Regions from separate parts of the Mus musculus genome. Here region 2 is linked to region 1. Evidence: chromatin contacts called from ENCODE Hi-C or POLR2A ChIA-PET data. All regions are on one chromosome and are shown on one strand. The core of a region is the stretch at or near the end of the contact, and the rest is flanking DNA. Distances in the headings are between cores, read along the strand shown.

The links. Hi-C counts contacts between places; a loop is a spot of excess contacts on that map. ChIA-PET counts read pairs that join two places held with the same protein, here RNA polymerase II (POLR2A).
Region 2: a loop to region 1 is called in a map of T-helper 1 cell, with 2.2 times the contacts of the local background. The contact joins the enhancer-like site here to the promoter of Hspa8 in region 1. A Hi-C loop is called at or near these places in 1 of 37 maps with a recorded cell type or tissue (T-helper 1 cell). POLR2A ChIA-PET finds 5 or more read pairs at or near these places in 1 of 5 experiments (Patski).

What each region holds. Positions count from the first base shown.
Region 1 is chr9:40,799,096-40,803,647 of GRCm38, reverse strand. Hspa8 (heat shock protein 8) reads right to left here and starts at 2,372. Exons shown (of 9, transcript NM_031165.5): 1 at 2,300-2,372; 2 at 1,521-1,730; 3 at 1,025-1,230; 4 at 757-909; 5 at 119-674. The coding sequence starts at 1,725. Snord14c (small nucleolar RNA, C/D box 14C) reads right to left here and starts at 65; the gene lies at 1-65.
Region 2 is chr9:41,100,978-41,105,529 of GRCm38, reverse strand. All of the region lies in intron 1 of Ubash3b (ubiquitin associated and SH3 domain containing, B), which reads left to right. Among named protein-coding and RNA genes, the nearest start is that of Ubash3b, 55 kb to the left of the region's middle. Within about 2 kb of position 2,754, at least 1 of the 3 ENCODE cell types and tissues checked has a DNase peak (open chromatin) inside an H3K27ac peak, as active enhancers do.

The sequences.
Region 1 (4,552 bases), core at 1,123-3,622:
GAACTAGCCAACACAGTACTTCTGGTGGAAACTACGAATGGTTTTGGAATCCATCATCACAGCGAATCTTACAGGACTTGTTGAGATTATAAAGACTATAAAGGCTGTATGTATTTACCTGCACCATAGGCAACAGCTTCATCGGGGTTAATGCTCTTGTTCAGCTCTTTTCCATTGAAGAAGTCTTGCAGAAGTTTCTGAATCTTGGGGATTCTGGTAGAACCACCCACCAAGACAATATCATGGATCTGTGACTTGTCCAGCTTGGCATCTCGAAGGGCCTTCTCTACAGGGTCCAGTGTGCCACGGAACAGGTCAGCATTCAACTCCTCAAATCGAGCCCGGGTAATGGAGGTATAGAAGTCAATTCCCTCATAGAGAGAATCAATCTCAATACTGGCCTGGGTGCTGGAGGAGAGGGTGCGCTTGGCCCGCTCGCAGGCCGTGCGGAGACGGCGGACAGCTCTCTTGTTCTCACTGATGTCTTTCTTGTGCTTTCGCTTGAACTCAGCAATGAAATGATTGACCATTCGGTTGTCAAAATCTTCTCCACCTAAGTGGGTGTCTCCAGCTGTTGATTTGACCTCAAAAATTCCATCCTCAATAGTGAGGATTGACACATCAAAAGTGCCACCTCCCAAGTCAAAAATGAGCACATTCCTTTCAGCTCCGACCTGTCAAATAAGACATTCTTAGCTCAGGCCTGTTTCTGGCAAGTTAACCCTAACAAAGTTGTACTTGATTTGAAATGCCTACCTTCTTATCTAAGCCGTAAGCAATAGCAGCAGCAGTTGGTTCATTGATGATTCGAAGTACATTGAGGCCAGCAATAGTTCCAGCATCTTTTGTTGCCTGTCGCTGAGAGTCATTGAAGTAAGCGGGCACTGTGACCACAGCGTTGGTAACGGTCTAAAAAACAATGAATTGCACAATTGTTTGGTTGGCAAATTCCCGATCAGAATGTGTGAATTAAACATAAAGGTAACACCCATCTCAAATGGCACCTGTTAAAAAAAAAACCCACCTTTCCGAGGTACGCTTCTGCAATTTCCTTCATCTTTGTCAGAACCATGGAGGACACTTCCTCTGGGTAGAAACTTTTTGTCTCCCCTTTGTATTCCACTTGGACCTTGGGCCTGCCTGCATCATTCACCACCATGAAGGGCCAGTGCTTCATATCAGACTGAACAACAGCATCATCAAACCTACGCCCGATCAGACGTTTGGCATCTGTAAAATATTAAACATACCTCATCACACTCCTTAGTGCCTATCACTGCAAAAAAAAAAAAAACCAAAAAAACAGAAAACAAAAACCTGCAGCACCCATCTAGATGGACGTAATCTCTAGTGCAGGAAGCCAAGGCCCATATTTAAAATCTTGTGGCCTTATATTGTCATATTTAAACAGTTGCAATCTCAGGCTGCAGTTATTAAGGCAGATCTGTTTCTACATTCCAAATGCCCTGCCCCCCAGCCCTTTTACTCATGCTAGTGGCACAAAGATGCTGGCGACTTACCAAAAACTGTGTTGGTGGGGTTCATTGCAACCTGATTCTTGGCCGCATCCCCAATTAATCTCTCTGTGTCCGTGAAAGCAACATAGCTTGGCGTGGTGCGGTTACCCTGGTCATTGGCAATAATTTCCACCTTTCCATGCTGGAAGACACCCACACAGGAGTAGGTGGTGCCGAGATCAATGCCAACTGCAGGTCCCTTAGACATGGTTGCTATTAGAAAAAAAAAGGAGGGGGGCTAAGCACTCGCTTTCCGGCTTTTATCCAGTCCGCAGTGGGTCTGGACTTGGTGACCCAGACCTATCACCTGAAGCCACGCGGCAGGCTCGTGGCAGCAGTGCTGCAGTATAGGTGGTCTGTGCCAAGCCTGGCACAGCCCGCCCAAGGCTCAAGGAACCATCTGTCCTAAAGGTCTGCGACAATGGTGGAGCACGTGGCCACCTCCGAGCGCCCCCCGAACCCCCCCCACCCGGACCGCGCACCGCGGGAGCCAGGATCCCCCTTTCCCACCTCGGGGGGCCCTGCCCTGTGGGCGCCGGGCAGAAGCCTTATATTTGAAGTCACAGACAGGATAAAAAGACCAGGGCGCCTGTGGCTCCCCTCCCCCGCCACGCGGAGCCACAAGGCCATGGCGGCGCCGCCCTGACTCAGCCCATCCTCCGGATCTGCTGCAGTCTCTGTCCCTGGTGGTGACGGCCTGAGCTGCAGCCGCCGCCTAAGAGACTCCCCGGGACTCCTGCACCACCCCGGACCCCCGCAAACCCCCGAGTCCCATGCCTCACCTTGTGTGTAGGCCCAGCTGCGCTGACGACGAGACCACACAAATGCCAGGCAGCTGCCTCCGCGTTCAATGAGACCGGTTTCCGCCCGCTTCCCTCTCTCTTATACCCTGTCTTAGAACCTTCCAGAAGGGTGCCGCCCCATCCCGCTGCCGATCATAGCTTCTTAGCCAATGGACGACCAGCCCTTGCCGACTGCACTAATGAAGAGCCAGAACGCTCGCCTAGGTCCCGCCTTCTCCCCGCCCCGCCTCGCGATGACGCACGACCGCGGCGTTCTGGAACTTTCACGCTCGCCCCCGCTCTGGGAACGGCCCGGGGGGAGCGGAGAAGGCGGGGCGCCGGGAGCCCGCGCGCGGGAGTCCTCTGTCACTCAGAGCTGCTGGGGGAGGGGAGAGGGTCGCCGGCGAGTGCGCGTGCGCGACCCGGCAGCGCAGGCGGGAGGGGGCGGAAGGATGCCCTGGGAGGAAGGCGGGTACCTCCGCGACGGACCAATGAGAGCAGCGTTCGGCCGGATCCCTACCTCTTGGGACCCCGGGCTGCCTGAGAGAAGAGCCTGAGGGAGGGGGAGTCCGGGAAGAGAAGACGGAAGTGGGGCGAGGACAAAATGGCTGCGAAGGTTGTTGCGCCCCTCCCCCACACGACCCTCGGTCCTTCTCCCTGAGCCCGGCGGTTTCCCGGCCTCGGGCTTGGTCCACCCCAGCCTGAGACTAAGGAGCACTGCTAGGCTTCTTGTTTCGTGCTGCCAGCTTGTGGGAGGCTAAGCCGCCGCGCTATCTCGCTGGCTTTCCCCACCCCTCACCCCCCACAAAATGGGACACCTCGATTCCCCCCCCCCCCAGTGCGGAGGCTCGATCTGCCTGGCTCGCCACATGTCCCCAGGATCGTTTGTGATCCTCTATCAAAGAAATGGCCCAGTCCTCTCTGCTTACCCCTGAGCCGAACGCCCCTCCCCACCTCCGCTGTCCCACAGGGGACAGCGTGACCTCTGTCCCCTCTCTGCTCCACCAGACTCATCAGTTAATGGAATAAATGTACGAAAGATAAATGTTTTTTGTCCCTTTGTGGGTGAGCTAGGCACTGGCATTCCTGGTTTCCGGCAGCCCCGTGTCCTTGATAGAGTGATCGCGACCTTTTTATTTTCAGTAACATGAGGTAATGTCTCTCCTGACTTGACTTTTACCAAAAATTAAACGCCCGGCCGCGCTGAGTCCTTGAAAACGTGACTGAGCCAATGGCCGGAGCGAGTGCTTAGACTCTGAAACCGCAGTGCCTGGAGGCTGGGCGTTCCGGGCCTCGTCACACCCGGCTCTCTAGCACTTTCCACGCGTCCTTTCAAATAGGCAGGGAGTGCAGCTCTTTATTAGTTAGATAGGTTGTCTTTTTATTTTTTAAAGAATACTGTTGTGGCGTTTAAATTGGAAGGTCTCCAGACCACGTGAGGAAGGCTAGCGGAAGACCGGGGACTCTTTGTCCTTGTCAAAAGCTAGTAATCACTAAGACAGTCATAAATAAATTTTTTCTTTGGTATTTGCATCTCGGGAGGAATGTTGGCTTGGAGTTCATGGGAGGATGTACAAGGATGTAACTCTGTTGCAGTTCAAGAAGATCGTTTTAATACAATGCTTTTTGCTAACCTAAAGTGTACATAACATGTAAAGTGCTCTCTATAAATATCAAAACACTTTTCTAAGGTATGTAGTACCCCATATTAGAAACCTGAGGGAAAGTGAGACACAGAGACATTACTTATAGGAATAGACACAACTGTTTTTTCTTGGAATCACCCTCTCCACTTTTTTCTTTTTTCTTTAAGCTAAGGTGTGGTGGTTCGAGCTTTTAGTTAGCACTGAGGAGAAGGATCAAAAGTTTTGCTAGACAGAAGTTAGGATATATGAGACTGTCAGTCTGTAAGTAAATTTTTAAAAATTTAGAGCCGGAGTCTGTTTCACAAGCTTACATTCTGGGATGGGAGGTGGGTGGTTCAGGCCTGTGACCCTTGCGACTCCAGAGTCTAAAACAAGGCCTGCCTGCCCTGCCCTGCCCAAACAAAGGCTTGCCTGAGCAACTCAGTGAAACCCCGTCTCAAAAGAAGTCAAACTGAGGCAGCATGGGGAGACAGGAAATGCTGAGGGTAGGAGAAGGAGAGAGCAGGCCCCTTGCCTGGCAATCCAGTTGAAGCCTCTTGCCAGTGGAAAAATAAGAATTCCAGCAAATTAACAACTCCTTAGTACCCTTCTACCTTCCCAGCCATGA
Region 2 (4,552 bases), core at 1,505-4,004, 300 kb before region 1:
GGGAGATGGTGGCTATAATTAGCTTTGTGAGTACCCCATGTTCAGCAGAGGGGAAACAGGCCCCTTGAAGTGTGTCTGTTTTCCACTGCTACACCCCGGGGGTGTCACCGCAGGTCCTTTTAAGCTGCCCAGAGTGTCTTGTTCTCCAAGAACTGCTGTGGCTGTTGGTGGCGGTTCCTTAGCTTTTGAGAAGTCACACAGGGCCTGGTCAAGCATCAGCAAATGACTTCCGGTTCCCTTCCCCCTTCTCTCCACTGACAGGGTGACATTAGACCTAGAAGACAAGGCCGCTGACACAGGCAGGCAGTTCAGAGGGAGCCCCGAGGAAGCCCTATGAGAGTAGCCTGGAGCCCGAACTTCCCAAGTCTTGTTCATTTTCTCGTATTTAGGTGTCAGCTGTGCTGGGGAAACTCAGGCTCAGATCTGTGTCAATCCAAGGAAAGAAGACAGACAGGAGACTACAGTCAGCCTGCCACTCAACTATAAGGGATTCTTTCACCCAGGACTTAAAGCCACCCAAGAAGAGCTGCATATACACACTCGACCTAATTCAGTTGTCACTTTCCTTGTTCCAAACAACCTATTATAAGGTCTCAGGCTTATCTACAGAGTTGTAAAGTCCTGCTGGTCTCTGTGACAGTTCACAGCATATGCATTCAGTGCCGAGAGGCACCAGGGAGGGCTGTTGAGTCTACTCACTTGGCTTTGCCTCTCAGCTCTGCTGAGCTATTTGGCCTCAAGTAACTCCTTCAACTTTTGAGGACCAGCCTCCTGATCCTTAAAATTGGGATCCTTAAAATTTGCATCACGGGACTCTCCAGCCATTAGTTATGACCAACATACAAACAAATCAATACCGCATTCAACAGACTCTTCGTAAAATACTATTTGTATTGAGAGTGATAGTAGAATGCAGAAAAAAATTGCAGTCCTAGGTTTTTTTTTTCTTTACTCAAGGACTTTGTACCGTTAACTTAATGCTTTCTCAATGAACAATACGTCTCACCCATGAACACATTTTGTTGTTATTATTGTGAAAACTATTTGAACGGGACCAGTAAGATGATAGAAAGCTAGAAATAAAAAGCTAGGCTACCTCACGCAACCTGCATTTTGAGAAAGGAAAAGGAGAATGTGTTCCTTACGGCAGAGTGACCCGAATACTCGGGCAATGGAAATACAAAACCAAGTAACACTGTCTTCATGTCAAATATTGTTCTGAGAACCTGAGAACTACGACCTCAGTTGTAACCGAAGACAGCAGGGAGCAGCACCGACGCCCACTTAACAGAGATCTTTTAACCAGTGTAATCAAAAGTCAGAGTAATTCAAGACCCCATAGCTCCTAAGTCAGGTCCCCACTCTGCCCTAGATATCCACCAGTATCTACTAATTGTGCTGAACTTATCTGGGAAGCTGGGGGCAGGTGAAAGTTTGCCATTAACATTTGTGATGGAACAGCCATTAGGAAGACCCAACACTCCGACATCTTACATTTGCACTGGCCCTCCTGCTTTCTCTCTCTAACCTCTCTACTGAAAATAAGTTTCCAAGAGTAAGAAGCCTAGCGTAGGCCCCATGACATCATCAGCACTGGCTTCCTGCGACTGTGTCAGTCCAAGAGTAAGAAGCCTAGCGTAGGCCCCATGACATCAGAATCAGTACTAGCTTCTCTTGTCAGTCGAGAAGTTTCCAACGGCAGGAGCAACTGGGCTTCCAGTGAGGGCTCATGTCCTCTGTTCCCCCTTCCGGCCAAACCTAAGGTATAAAACACACTAACAGTAAAACTTCTCAGCGCATTTTCTGCATTCTCTACTCTTCCCACTTTCAGTGTCTCCTTTCCTATTGAGGGTACTGACATCACAGCATCGCCCTGTCCACAGCCAGCTGCATCCTCCATCTCCAGCAAGACATAAAGATGGCTGAGTCCTCCTTGGCTCATGATTTCTTAAACGTACTTAGCCTTCAGGAGTCTCCTCTCTCCACCTTCTCCATTAATTGCTTCTGCTCAGATCCTGTTGTGAGTTATTTCATCTCCTCCCCTAAATATTGGAGGAGCCCAGGCTGAAAACCAAGGCCCTCAAACTTGCTGTACAGATGCTATATATAGAGCTTCTTGTGCTCTTCCTGCCTCTTCTCCCCAAGGGCTGGGACTGCAGGCAACCCCATCACACCTGGTTCCTATGGTGCTCTGAGTCCAATGGAGAGCATTGTGTGTGCAAGGCAAGTATTCTGCCTACTGATCCACATCCCCAGCTGTTCCCAAATCAGTTTTATTCATATTCCTGGCTTTGAATAGATTCCATATACTGATAATTCCTGTGCTGACCTCCCAACCCAGGCTGGCTCTTTCTCCTGTTTCCTAGAGTCAACACCCTGTGAATGCCAGAGCAAAACTCTCTCCAGAGAACTAAAAGCCTGAATCTTGTCAGTCCACACAGAACACTGTATGACTATCATTCTGTGACTCCCCAAGGAGAAAAGGTCACCCTCTCCTAAGACACATCCTAAAGAGGGGAGAAACATGCTCCCAAATGTCACCCAGAGCCGATAGTGCGCCTTGAAGGCTGCCTAGTCTAAGGGGTTGTGCTGCGTGGTTTGGAAAAGGGTTTTAAGGGAATGAACTGACTTGGGTAGGAAAGGAAGACATCTTCGAAGGCCTTTCCAAACCACTAAGGAACAAACGTAGCTCCCTCCTCCCACCCACGCACCACTGGAAATAACTTTAACACTGGAAGTCGGCTGAACAGGCCGTCTGGATCTGACTCTTAAAGGGATGGCGTTCCAACAAAGAAACAAGGAAATCATCTTGAGAACCACTGAACTCTTAGGCAAGTTCACTCTGTCAACTAGCCTCAGGGAAGCTTTGAGCTAGAGCAAAATACAGAAAATACTATCACCGAGGAAATAGTAATTATGACCAAAACGAACAAACAAACAAAGGCCTAGTTGTCTGCCCTGCCACCACACCCCTGCTTTTAAGAGTGTGGAAGTTAACAAAATACCAGCTGGCCTGGTTATTTGGAACCTGTTATTAAAACTAATCTAGAAGGCTAGGGATGTATCTCCATTTGCAGGCTGCCTGCCTACCATGCAAGAAGCCCTCCCTGGGTTTGATCCCCAGTAACACACGAACTGGGTGTGGCTCATGCTTGTAATCCCAGCGCTTATGAGACAGAGAATGAGAAGTTCAGGGTCAATGACCCTTAGCTGTGTAGGAAATTCAAGGCCAGCCTGAGTTACATGAAAGAAAGCAAAAGAAATCCCTTCCAACAAACAAAAATCACCTGATCTGGACTAATCTTCCTTTTATCAAATACTAGCTGAACACCTACTGTGTGCCAGATGCTGGCCTTGTCTCTGGGGTTACAGGAGTCAATGTGATTTAAAAATCTCTTTGCCATCATACTAGAGGGAAGAGACCACACAATAAAAATGTGTGTATCTCAGAGAGTAATCTGGAAAAGAATAAAGCAGGAAGGAAGGGAAGGGATTTCTATTTGTTACAGAAATGTCCGTTAAGCTAATAAAGGACTCAGAAGCCACGTGGATTCCGTAACAGGAACAGTCATGGCAGGGGGACCAGGGGACATCAACGGTCTGGGGCAGCAGTATGTTTAGAGGATTAGAGAAATGATGAATATAAATAAGTTGAAATCTTTTTTTTTTTAAAGAAAGAAATGATGCCTAGACTAGCTGTTTCAGTGGAATGAGCAGGCAAAGGAAGGTGGGAGATGGAACCAACAGAGCTCGAAGGGGCTACTAAAGGGTTTATTTTACTTTACGGTTTGGGGAAGAAAAGGGCTCACACATCCCTAGGTTGGCTTCGAACTCAGAATGTAGCTAAGTTTTACTTTCAACTTCTGATCTTCCTGTCTCTTCCTGTCAAGTTCTGGGACTATAGGCATGGTCTAGTGTACCTAGTTTTATGCCATGTTGGGCATCAAACCCAGAGCTTTGGTCATGCTAGGCAAACACTCTACCAAATGAGAAATCCTTCACCCAATATCTGTGTTTTGGCTGCAGAAAAACAAGATCAAAATTACCATTGCCAGGTTGGAGCTCACTGGAATCCAAGCACCAGCTAGCCAACACTAGTGACCTAGTCAGTGTGGCCAACAGATTTACTGACATCAGTAAAAGTAACTCACTGAGGGACCCAAGGTCTAGGAGAGGAACACTCTCCTACTTGGAGATGACAAAACCAAGGGAAGAAATATGGTTGTGATGCCAGTCTGGCATTCACAGGATGTTGACTCTAGGAAACAGGGGAAAGAACCAGGCTGGGTTGGGAGGTCAGCATCAGCCATCATGCTTAGTAGTAGATTTTGTTAGTGGGACAGGGTCCTGGCTGGCCTGAAGCTCACTGTGAAACCTTGGACATTTGATTTTCCTGCCTCCACCTTCTGAATACACAAGCATATGGAACCATGTTGGGTTTCTGCAGCTCTTGAGGTCCAATCCAGGGCTTCAGGTATGGAAGGCAAAGCCCACTGCTGACTGAGCTACCTCTCTAGCACAGTTACCAGACTTTTAAAGAGCAAAACGTTGC